Regions from separate parts of the Homo sapiens genome. Here region 1 is linked to region 2. Evidence: read pairs that join two places in POLR2A ChIA-PET (ENCODE). Cell type or tissue: A673. All regions are shown on one strand. Each heading gives the region's core, and the rest is flanking DNA. Links, peaks and the distances in the headings are about the cores only. Region 1 has its middle 25 kb from the start of RIPOR2. Region 2 overlaps TDP2 (tyrosyl-DNA phosphodiesterase 2).

Region 1 (5,387 bases), core at 172-5,171, 310 kb before region 2:
AGTGAGCACTAGCTTTTCCTCTTCTAGGTGTGGATTATTTGCCAAATGCAAACCTCTTTGTAGGGGTTCAAAAAGTGGGGTAAACACATGCGACCAGGCATGGTGACTCATGCCTGTAATCCCAGCACTTTGGGAGGCCGAGGCTGGTGGATCACTGAAGGTCAGGAGTTTGAAACCAGCCTGGCCAACATGGTGAAACCCCGTCTCTGCTAAAATTACAAAAAATTAGCTGGGTGTGGTGGTGGGCGCCTGAAACCCCAGCTACTCCAGAGGCTGGAGAATCGCTTGAACCCAGGAGATGGAGGTTGCAGTGAGCCAAGATTGCGCCATTGTATTCCAGCCTGGGAGACAATAGCGAAACTCTGTCTCAAAAAAACAAAAACAAAAAAACACATGCATTCTCTGCTGTGGTTTGCGTAGCCAATCAAAGAAAGGGATAGACACAGGAGAACTAGAGAACCCTGCTCCGGTGGGATTTGCAGTTTTGATTCTCCCTAGCCTGGCCTCCATCAACAAAGATACCTTGAGTCATTCATTTTTCCACTTCCAATCACTGAATCCCAAGTGGAGACCTCAAGCAAATTCACTCTCCAACAATACTTCTAGAGAATTTGAACAGATGTATGCCATTCTTCAAAGAGATTTTCACAAGACTAAGGAAGCCAGGATGAATTTTGTCACCTTTTTATGTATATCAGTGTACAATCTCCTTTTTGCTGTAATGTAGCTCATTTTCAAATGCTATTAAGTGGCTAAAAGCTCAAACCTTACCATACTAAAAAAAAACCATGAAGTTTCTTTTATCCCACCTCTCCTAGACAATACATGTTACCATGAAAACCAAATAAAAAGATGATATATCCATGGCATTAAATACAAGGATAGACTAGTAGATTAAACATTCTTTAATGGAGTGAATATTCTTCTCATAGTAGTGTCTTTTAAACTCATCTCTCCGTTTACATTCCCAATGCACCTGCTCTAGATGCAAGCTTTATTATTGCCTTCTAATTATTCTCCCCGACCTCCAAACTCTCTCCTCCCCAAACCATAATTTATGTCACAGGAAGAATAATCTTCCTAAAATAGCTTTTTACTTATCTCTTCTGTAAGGCCTTGCATGGCCACCCAAAACCTGTAATTTTAAGTCCAAACAACTTGTTCAAGCAGCAAAGCAGTAAATCGAAAAGAATCTCAGTTGCCAGATATTCTTACTTTTCTTAATCTGGTGGTCAAGGTCATCTGTACCCTATACAATCATATCTCCCACTGCAACATCCCTTCACAAACCCACCACCTTACAGCTAGTTAGCACAATGGTTGAAAGCATGGGTTCTGGCGCCAGACTGCCTGAGTATGCATTTGGCTGCTGCTTCTTGCTGGCTGGGAGACTTAGAGTGAGGTGCTTAGCCTCTCTGGACCATACTTTCTTCACATGTGTAATGAGGGTAATAAAAGTACCTGCCTCAGGCTAGCATTTAAAAAATGCTTAGAATAGGCGAGGTGCGGTGGCTCATGCTTATAATCCCAGCACTTTGGGAGGCCAAGACGGGCAGATTACCTGAGGTCAGGAGTTTGAGACCAGCCTGACCAACATGGGAAAACCCCATCTCTACTAAAAATACAAAAAATTAGCCAGGCATGGTGGCAGGTGCCTGTAATCCCAGCTACTCAGGGAGGCTGAGGTAGGAGCATCACTTGAACCTGGGAGGCAGAGGTTGTGAGCTTAGATTGTGCCACTGCACTCCAGCCTGGGTGACAGAGCGAGACTGTCTCAAAAAAAAAAAAAAGCTTAGAATAACAACTGTACCCCAAAGTAAGCACAAAATAAATAGGGATTTTCTTACTTATTGCTTTATCCTTACTGCCTATGACAGCAGCCACCCCATATACAAGGAAAGTGAGGCTTGGAGAGGTTAAGTGACTTGCCCCAGAGCACAGAATTCCAGGCTACATGTTTGACTTCAGAGCCACCCAAGGAGCACCATATTACACTGTATGCATCAACCCCTGGCTTTTCACAAGCTAGGGACTTCTTAGGTGTTGCTCAAATTGTTTACTAAAATATCTTGAACATGCTAGCACCAGTCCCTTTTCACACAATGTTCCCCCAACCTGGAATACTCCCTTCTCCAACAAGTATCCCCCCGATGTCTTATCAGTTCAAACTGTTCCACAGTGTTCTCTTCCTCTTCTTAATATTTATGGCACTTTAACAGCCTATAAAACTCACTGGCACTGGTCATATCCTGTCTTGTATCATAACTTGTCTTTTTTATGTGGCTTGTTTTGCCAACAAGACTGTAAATTTACTGAGGATGGTGGTGTTTGCCTTATGGTTCTTTGTGTTCTCAGCGGGGTCCAGCATGGCACCTTGCCCAGAGCCGACTCTCCTCAAATTGTTGCTCAGTGATAAGTAGGAGCAAAAGCAGCTAGAAATGGACAAAGTATCCCTTGATTTCCACCAACACCCGTTTTTCTGCTGTAGCACATTCCACCCCTCACTCGTATGACTGGGGAGAGTCTTGGGGGCTGGAGGTTAATAACATGTGCTGTGGTTGGAAGGTTTGTGTCCTCTCCAAAATTCGTGTTGAGGCCAGGCACAGTGGCTCATGCCTGTAAATCTAGCACTTTGGGAGGCCAAGGCAGGTGGATCACTTGAGCCTGGGAGTTTGAGATGAGCCTGGGCAACATGGAGAAACCCCATCTCTACAAAAAATGGAAAAATTAGCCAGGTGCACTACAGGTGCATGCCTGTAGTCTCAGCTGCTGGGGAGGCTGAGGTGGGAGGATCAACTGCACCAGGGGAGGTCAAGGCTGCAGTGAGCTGAGATTGCACCACTGCTCTCCAGCCTGGGTGACAGAGTGAGACCTGGTCTCAAAAAAACAAACAAACAAAAAATTCAAAACTTATGTTGAAGCTCAATCCCCAGTGCAGCAGTGTTAGGAAGTGGGGCCTTTAGGTAGTGATTAGGTGATTAGACCATGAGGGCTGGATACTCATGGATGAGACTAGTGCCTTATAAAAGGGCTGGAGAGAATTAGCCTAGGCCCTTCCATCCCTTCTCCATGTGAGGACACAGCATTGAAGGCGCCATCTTGGAAGCAGAGACCAGGCCCTCAGCAGACACCTAAACTGCTGGTGCCTTGACCTTGGACTTCCCAGCCTCCAGAACTGTGAGAAGTACATTTCTATAATTTATAAATTACCCAGTCTCAGGATTTTGTTGTAGCAATACAAACAGACAACAACATGCATCCTCCATACCCTTTTTGGTGTCTGTTCCATACCTGGTTTTTACAGTGTAGAGGAAGTAACTAAAAATGAACTAACTGTATTCTCTTCTGGAGGTCCAAGAATGCCTAGAGGGACAACCTTTTTTCTCCCTGAACTTGTAACACGTTTAGACTTAGAGAAGGAGGTAAACAAAAGAAAATTAAAACATCACCTGTGTTATAGGAAATTTAGACACATTTTTAATGTAGATAAAAACCAGGTTGGAGAGTGTGGCTTAGGTCTGTTGGCCAAAAGGTGGCATAACATTGACCCCCCAGAATTAGTGTTTGTTTCCCACCAAGTCATAAGCAGCACAAGACAGCCACAGACCTTCCCCGTGGAGTTTTGCCCCAATACAGTTTAGTGTGTGGAGAAACAGAGGACATGCCGGCAGTTGGTTACAAAGAGGAGAGAAAAAGGCTAATTGGGGTATGCTCATGGCCTTCTTCCAAAATTTACCAAGCAGTTAGTTTGCTTTTAGCTGAGGAGGATGAATGAGGGAGTGATGAGGACAGAAGCATTTATCTAATGTGTGTTCCTCCATGTGGAAATATAAAATCAAGGAGAGAGAGAGTCCCCACAACAGCCTGCAGCTGTCTTTACCCATTGGGTTTCAGCACTACATCCGTGGTTAACCAGAAGTGAGGCCACCCTCCTGGGAAAAAAGGTCAGCAGTCTATTAAAGCAATCTTTCCTACTTTCATGAGACCATTCCTCCATTACCAGCCCTTTTCCTGTGTGGATCCTCCTAGGACCTGTCATGGACATCACAGATTTTGCTCTCAGAAAATTCTGAAATGAAACAGTGCATTAATTACATTAACTCCAAGGCTACCAGTTATGAGTTGAATTTTGTCCCCATAAAAAGATATGTTGAAGTCCTAACCTTTGGTACCTCAGAATGTGACTTCCTTTGGAAACAGGATCATTGCAGATGTAATTAGTTAAAATGAAATTATACAGGAATAGGGTGGGCCCCTAAGAAGACACAGAGATGCAGGGAGAATGCCATGTGAAGATGGAAGCAGAAGGGCCACGTGCAGTGGCTCATGCCTGTAATCCCAGAAGTTTGTAAGATCAAAGCTGGAGGATGGCTTGAGCTCAGGAGTTCAAGGCTGCAGTGAGCTATGATTGGCCACTCCACTCCAGCCTGGGCGACAGGGTGAGACCCTGTCTCCAAAAAAAAAAGAAAATGTAGAGCTTGGAGTGGTGCATCTACAAACCAAGGAACACCAAGGATTGACGGCCATTTCCAGAAGCTAAGACAGAGGAGGCATGGAAGGGATTTTCTCTCAGAGTCCTTGGATGACCCCCACCCTCCTCACACCGTGATTCCAGACCTCCAGCCTCCAGAACTGTGAGACAATAAATTTCTATTGGTTTCAGCCACCCAGTTTGTGGTACTTTGTTACAACAGTCCTAGAAAATGAATAAACCATCGTATACCCAAGAGTGAAAGTTCACTCTGTTTCTCACCCCAAATTATAGGCAGACATGTTTCCAGTGTAGCTCATCAAACATCAAAGAGATAACACATCATTGGGTGTTGATTATACGTCTCAGGAATAATAATTAATTTTAATAGCAAAATTCTAAGAAATCTTTCATTTCTTCTAAGTGTTTATTCTCCCCCTCTCATGCTAAAATAAGGAGTTAATGCGCTGGGAAGTAACTAAGTAAAAAATGTGTTGAAGAAATAGAAATGTGTTTATTTTGATTTTCAGAGAGGTTTATTTTAACTTCCATTTTAAATTTAGGTTGCCTTTGTGAGAAGGCTAAAAATAGATCTAATGGATATTAATATTGTGTTAAATTAATTTTGAGTATCAGAATCCATCCTTCCTTAGATCATTTTCAATTAAGGTGCATATGCAAATTCTGCTTTGCACATGTCAACATTATTTAGTAGATGCATTTGTACATATGACCATACTACACTATAATAACCATAGTTATTATTTAGTGTTCTATAGTGTTTCATTGCAAAACATAGCTTTTTAAAATTCATTCTCTGATTCTTAGGCATTCGGATATTTTTCCATTTTTGCCTAAATAACACATCTTTGTGTATATTTTTTGTTCTCTTAGATTATATCCTTAAGTTATTTTT
Region 2 (5,387 bases), core at 263-5,262:
ATTCTTTTAGATAGTCTTTAACACTCTCTAAAATTAATTTTTTACATAAATTTTAAATGCAGATAGAATTCTCAGTCTATTGTTTTCTTAAGAATATTTGAGTTTGCTGACATTCCACATTTGCTTCCTAAAGTAATGTTTTTACTTTCTACTCTATACATGCTGCTATATTTTACTCTATGAGACTTACAAAAATGAAAAATAGATCTTGCTCTGATATAGTATATAGATTAGTAAGGGAGAGTGTGTATATAGTAACTAAAACATAAGAAAGGCATAAGTGCCACAGGAGAGGTATAAATGATGTGTGGAAGTTTAGAGAAAGGAGAGATGACTTTTAGCCAGATTGTTTAGTGAGAGTTTTATAGAGGAGATGGTATTTGAAATGAACCCTGAAAAATATGTAAGACATACATATTAAAAAGAGTCCAAGTAGAGAAACCACCATGAGCAAACTTTTGCAAGTTGCAAGAGGTGTACATGTATGAGTATGAATGAGCATTCTATTCAGTTGAGTGTAGGGGCCATGGAGAGGCAAATGTGACAGGTTGAGAAGTAGGTAGGCTCCTGATTATAGAAGAGCATGAATGACCAATATGAAAGAATTAGACTTGATTCTGCAGACACTTAGTATAATGATAGATTGTACATTGTTGGTGTCTTAATTGCAAATGGTAAATGATTCTCATTCATTCAGTTAACTGACTTTTTTGGAATACCTGTATGCCAGGCCCTTAATAATACAGCAATAAATAAGAATCATCTCTGCTTTGCAAATGACTTATGGCTTTGTAGGAGGGAAATAATTGTCCTTTTAATTTAGCCTAGGGGGCTTTGAAACAGTCTGTTCAGCATGCCTTTGGTGTATTGAGGAGGGAGCCGCTGATGGCCTGGGGACACTGGGGAAAGGTTCACAGTGGAGGTGACATCTGGGGGTAGGTCGTGCTTGCTAAACCGTCGTCTTTGGGGACAGGGTTACTGCTTTAATACTTCTTTTGATCCGGAGGGATAGGCATAGTGCTGATTTTACAGTTTCAGTTTAGTAAATATATACCATTTGACAGAACAATCTGCTGATTTTATTATTAAAGTTCAGTATTAATAGTCAGTGGACAGTTTTAATGACTGTTTGTCCTGCTGCAGGTGAACGTGTCAGGAAATGAGCTTTGCCTTATGACATCCCATTTGGAGAGCACCAGAGGGCATGCTGCGGAACGAATGAATCAGTTAAAAATGGTTTTAAAGAAAATGCAAGAGGCTCCAGAGTCAGCTACAGTTATATTTGCAGGAGATACAAATCTAAGGGATCGAGAGGTGAGTGACAAAGTCAGTTTGATGTTTGAGGACAGATTATTGCTATGGAGACTAATTTAGGTTCCTTTGACCAAAGCTGTTAAAACTAGGACCTTTAGTCACTCAAAATGTCTTAAGTGACCTTGCAATTCAGCGAATATTTGTTTAGCCTATGCTGTATGCCTAGGGGAAGAAGGGGCTCTTTTTGGAGGAAAATAAAAATGTGCATGAGAAATAGACAACACTAAACTATATGTGTGTGTGTATATATATATATATAGGATTAGAAAGAAAGGTAGAGAAAATGATTGTAGAAGAGTTTAGAAAAGGTTGTTTCTTTGCAGTATTCCTAGGTGCAATATGAGAACAATGGAAAGATTGGACCGTGATAATTGTTCCTGACTCTCTTTTTTTCTGAGGTTTCCTTTTCTTTTTTCTTTTTTGGCTTTTATTAGCCTTTTTTACCCACTTTTCCTGCCACCACCATGTCCAGATCTCCAGGTCTGAAACAAAGTCTCTTTCTCCCTGCCTATAGCTCAGTTGAGACACAGTGGGATTTTTCAGGACCTTAAAAAATTAAACATGGAATTACTAATGTGATGCATCAATTACACTTCTAGGTGTAAATACCCAAAAGAAGTGAAAGCAGGGATTTGAATGTATTTTGTCTACCCATGGATGTTCACAGCTGTGTTATTCACAGTAGCTAAAAGGTGGAAGCAGCCCAAATATCACTGACAGATGAATAAACAAAATGTGCTATATGTATACAGTGGAATATTATTCACCCTTAAAATGAAGAAACTTTGACACATGCTACAATATGGGCGAATCTTAAAGACATTATGCTGAGTGAATGAAGCCAATCCAAAAAGGAAAAGATACTATATGATTCCTCTTATGAATTTCCTAAACTGGTCAAATTCATAGAGACAGAAAGTAGAATGGTGTTTGCCAGGGACTGGGGGTATAAGGGAATGGTGAATTGGTGTTTAATGGGTACAGAGTTTCAGTTGGGGAAGATTAAAAGGTTCTGGAGATGGATGGTAGTCATGGTTGCACAACTATGTGAATATACTTAATGCTACATCACTGTACACTTAAAAATTGTTAAAATGGCTGGGCACAGTGGCTCATGCCTGTAATCCCAGCACTTTGGGAGGCCGAGGTGGGCAGATCACTTGAGGCCAGGAGTTCGAGACCAGCCTGGCCGGCACGGTGAAACCCCATCTCTACTAAAAATACAGAAATTAGCCGGGCATTGTGGCACATGCCTGTGATCCCAGCTATGCAGAAGGCTGAGGCACTAGAATTGCTTGAACCTGGGAGGTGGAAGTTGCAGTGAACCGAGATTGCACCACTCCATCCTGGGCAACAGAGTGAGACTCCCACCTCAAAAAAAAAAAAAATTGTTAAAATGATAAATCTTGTATTGTGTATATTTTACCGCAAACAATTTTTTTAAATCCTGGAGTGTGAATGAGCAAACAGAATTAATATTATTAATAAACTTCAAATAAAACTGAAGGCAGTTGAAATTTTTGGATCATATGAATGCTATACTTCTGAAGTTGTAGACTAAAGTAGAGTGGCAGTTCTGCCTTCTTTTCACTTGAGTTCAGTTTTTGAAAACAGATAACAGCAGTAACAGGCCATGTATATTCAGCCTTCTAAGTTTTATCTGAAACCCAAAGTTAGGAACCTATTTATGGCAGAAGAGAAGGGGCAAATTCCAAACCCCTCTGGCTGTCTTGATATTTTTATATTACATACCACTATGCAGCATAGTACTTTTTATAATGTATCTCATTGTTTTGCATTTCTGCATTAATAATTTCTTGCACGGTAATAGCAAAAACACCTTTTTTTTTTTTTTTTTAAGTTAGTGGGCAAAAGGCTATGTGTATCTTAGAGAGTATTCTTCTTCTTTTCAGGTTACCAGATGTGGTGGTTTACCCAACAACATTGTGGATGTCTGGGAGTTTTTGGGCAAACCTAAACATTGCCAGTATACATGGGATACACAAATGAACTCTAATCTTGGAATAACTGCTGCTTGTAAACTTCGTTTTGATCGAATATTTTTCAGAGCAGCAGCAGAAGAGGGACACATTATTCCCCGAAGTTTGGACCTTCTTGGATTAGAAAAACTGGACTGTGGTAGATTTCCTAGTGATCACTGGGGTCTTCTGTGCAACTTAGATATAATATTGTAAAATGCTTTTCAAGTGTGGGTTTTGCCCTGATTGTTGCAAATACAATTTCCACCTTCTGGAAAGGTAGGTTTGCTGTGGAGGAAATAATGTACTAGATCATTGTCACAGAAAAACCAACTATGATTTATGGTTGTGTTTTCAGAATTCAACATTAAAGATTAATGTTTATTTAAACGAACACATTCCTGCATTCAGGATGTGAGGCCATTTAATAAAAAGGGCACAAAGCCTGTCAGAGTTTTCAACGGTGCTTATAGCTGCCAGCTGGATTCCAAACAGGTACCACATTGTCTCTGAGCTAATGTTTATATTTTTCCATTCAGGCACCGAAATAGTTAATATTTGAAATAAGTCTTCAAAAGAAAACATAAGAGATTATTGAGTTCTTGGGACTGGATCCTTTATTTCATAAGTTCAGATCATCTTAAATGAAAATGCCATGATTATCTGCAGTTAAGTAGATGACAGCTATTCTACATCAGACTTGATTTTTGTCAGCTAATTACATAATTGGTAAGCTATAATTGAAACCTTATGGCTTAAAATTCCTTAACTCCTTTTTGATTCATGTTTGTAGTCATGTTGTCAACAGAGGCAAAGTTAAGCTTGATGATGGTTAAAATCGGTTTGATAGCACCATGGGACATTTTTCTAACAAAAATAAATGCATGAAGAGACATAGCCTTTTAGTTTTGCTAATTGTGAAATGGAAATGCTTTACAGGAAGTAAATGCAAATTACTTTTAAGTGTGCTTTAAAGAAAAATATTTTCCCCACAAGAGAAATTTAAATAAAGAATTTTATTTGTTTATGGTTTGTTTTAGTATGTTTTTGTGTCCATGATGAGATTAAATTTTTTATCTGCTTCCTGCTTCTGGCTCTACTGCTGCTTCTTCCTCTTTGTGTAGAAGAAAACAGATTTCCATTTGCTTCTCACTCCACCAAGAATTACCAAGAATATATCTGCTTCCTTTGTCTGAAAAAAAGCCAGCGAGAATAATTAGAAGTAATAGAATCTTATTTATATCAGGAGTGCCAAAATTTAAACACCTAAAAAAAGATATTTATATATAATATTCCCTTTGTAGTGACAACGAAAAAGTTTAAATGTTAATCATAATTTTAATCATTAAAAATAAAAAATGAGGGCCGGGTGCAGTGGCTCACACCTGTAATCCCAGCACTTTGGGAGGCTGAGGCGGGTGGATCACGAGGTCAGGAGATCGAGACCATCCTGGCTAACACGGTGAAACCCTGTCTCTACTAAAAATACAAAAAATTAGCCGGACGTGATGGCGAGTGCTTGTAGTCCCAGCTACTCAGGAGGCTGAGGCAGGAGAATGGCACGAACCCAGGAAGCAGAACTTGCAGTGAGCCAAGATCGTGCCACTGCACTCCAGCCTGGGCAACAGAGTGAGACTCCATCTCAAAAATAAAATAAAAAATGAGAATAGATGTTAATAGTAGAGTAGCATACATCATAGAGGTAATACAATAGTACATTTCTGTGGGAAAAGGGTTATTCTGGCATAAATTGCTTTCATTTAGAAGAGCTAAGTTAGAACTTCAGATCACATTGCAAAACATAGATGGGTGAAAGTCTAAATTCTTAAAAAAAAAATACAGTGTAGTATACTAGATTAAATAAAGGATTATCGGCTGGGTGCAGTGGCTCATGCCTGTAATCCCAGCACTTTGGGAGGCCGAGGCAGGTGGATCACCTGAGGTCAGAAGTTCAAGACTCGTCTAGCCAACATGGTGAAACCCCATCTCTACTAAAAATACAAAAATTAGCCAGGCGTGGTGACACGTGCCTGTAATCCAAGCTACTCAGGAGGCTGAGGCAGGAGAATCACTTGACCCTGGGAGGCGGAGGTT

What was found. ChIA-PET counts read pairs that join two places held together with the same protein. Peaks named below come from ENCODE experiments on the same cell type or tissue, not always from the same donor. Only the 100,000 strongest peaks of a DNase experiment are listed, where the experiment ranks them.
Region 1: POLR2A ChIA-PET joins it to region 2 with 5 read pairs; 2 of 35 experiments call an interaction of 5 or more read pairs at or near these places.

Annotation. Positions count from the first base shown.
Region 1 is chr6:24,958,037-24,963,423 of GRCh38, reverse strand. It overlaps a transcript of RIPOR2 not described here. Among named protein-coding and RNA genes, the nearest start is that of RIPOR2, 25 kb to the right of the region's middle. In A673, for the core only: no CTCF peak of the experiment used is centred there; a DNase peak (open chromatin) is centred at 2,323.
Region 2 is chr6:24,648,910-24,654,296 of GRCh38, reverse strand. TDP2 (tyrosyl-DNA phosphodiesterase 2) reads left to right here. Exons shown (of 7, transcript NM_016614.3): 6 at 1,144-1,314; 7 at 3,228-4,318. The coding sequence ends at 3,509. Among named protein-coding and RNA genes, the nearest start is that of KIAA0319, 5.4 kb to the right of the region's middle. In A673, for the core only: no CTCF peak of the experiment used is centred there; no DNase peak of the experiment used is centred there.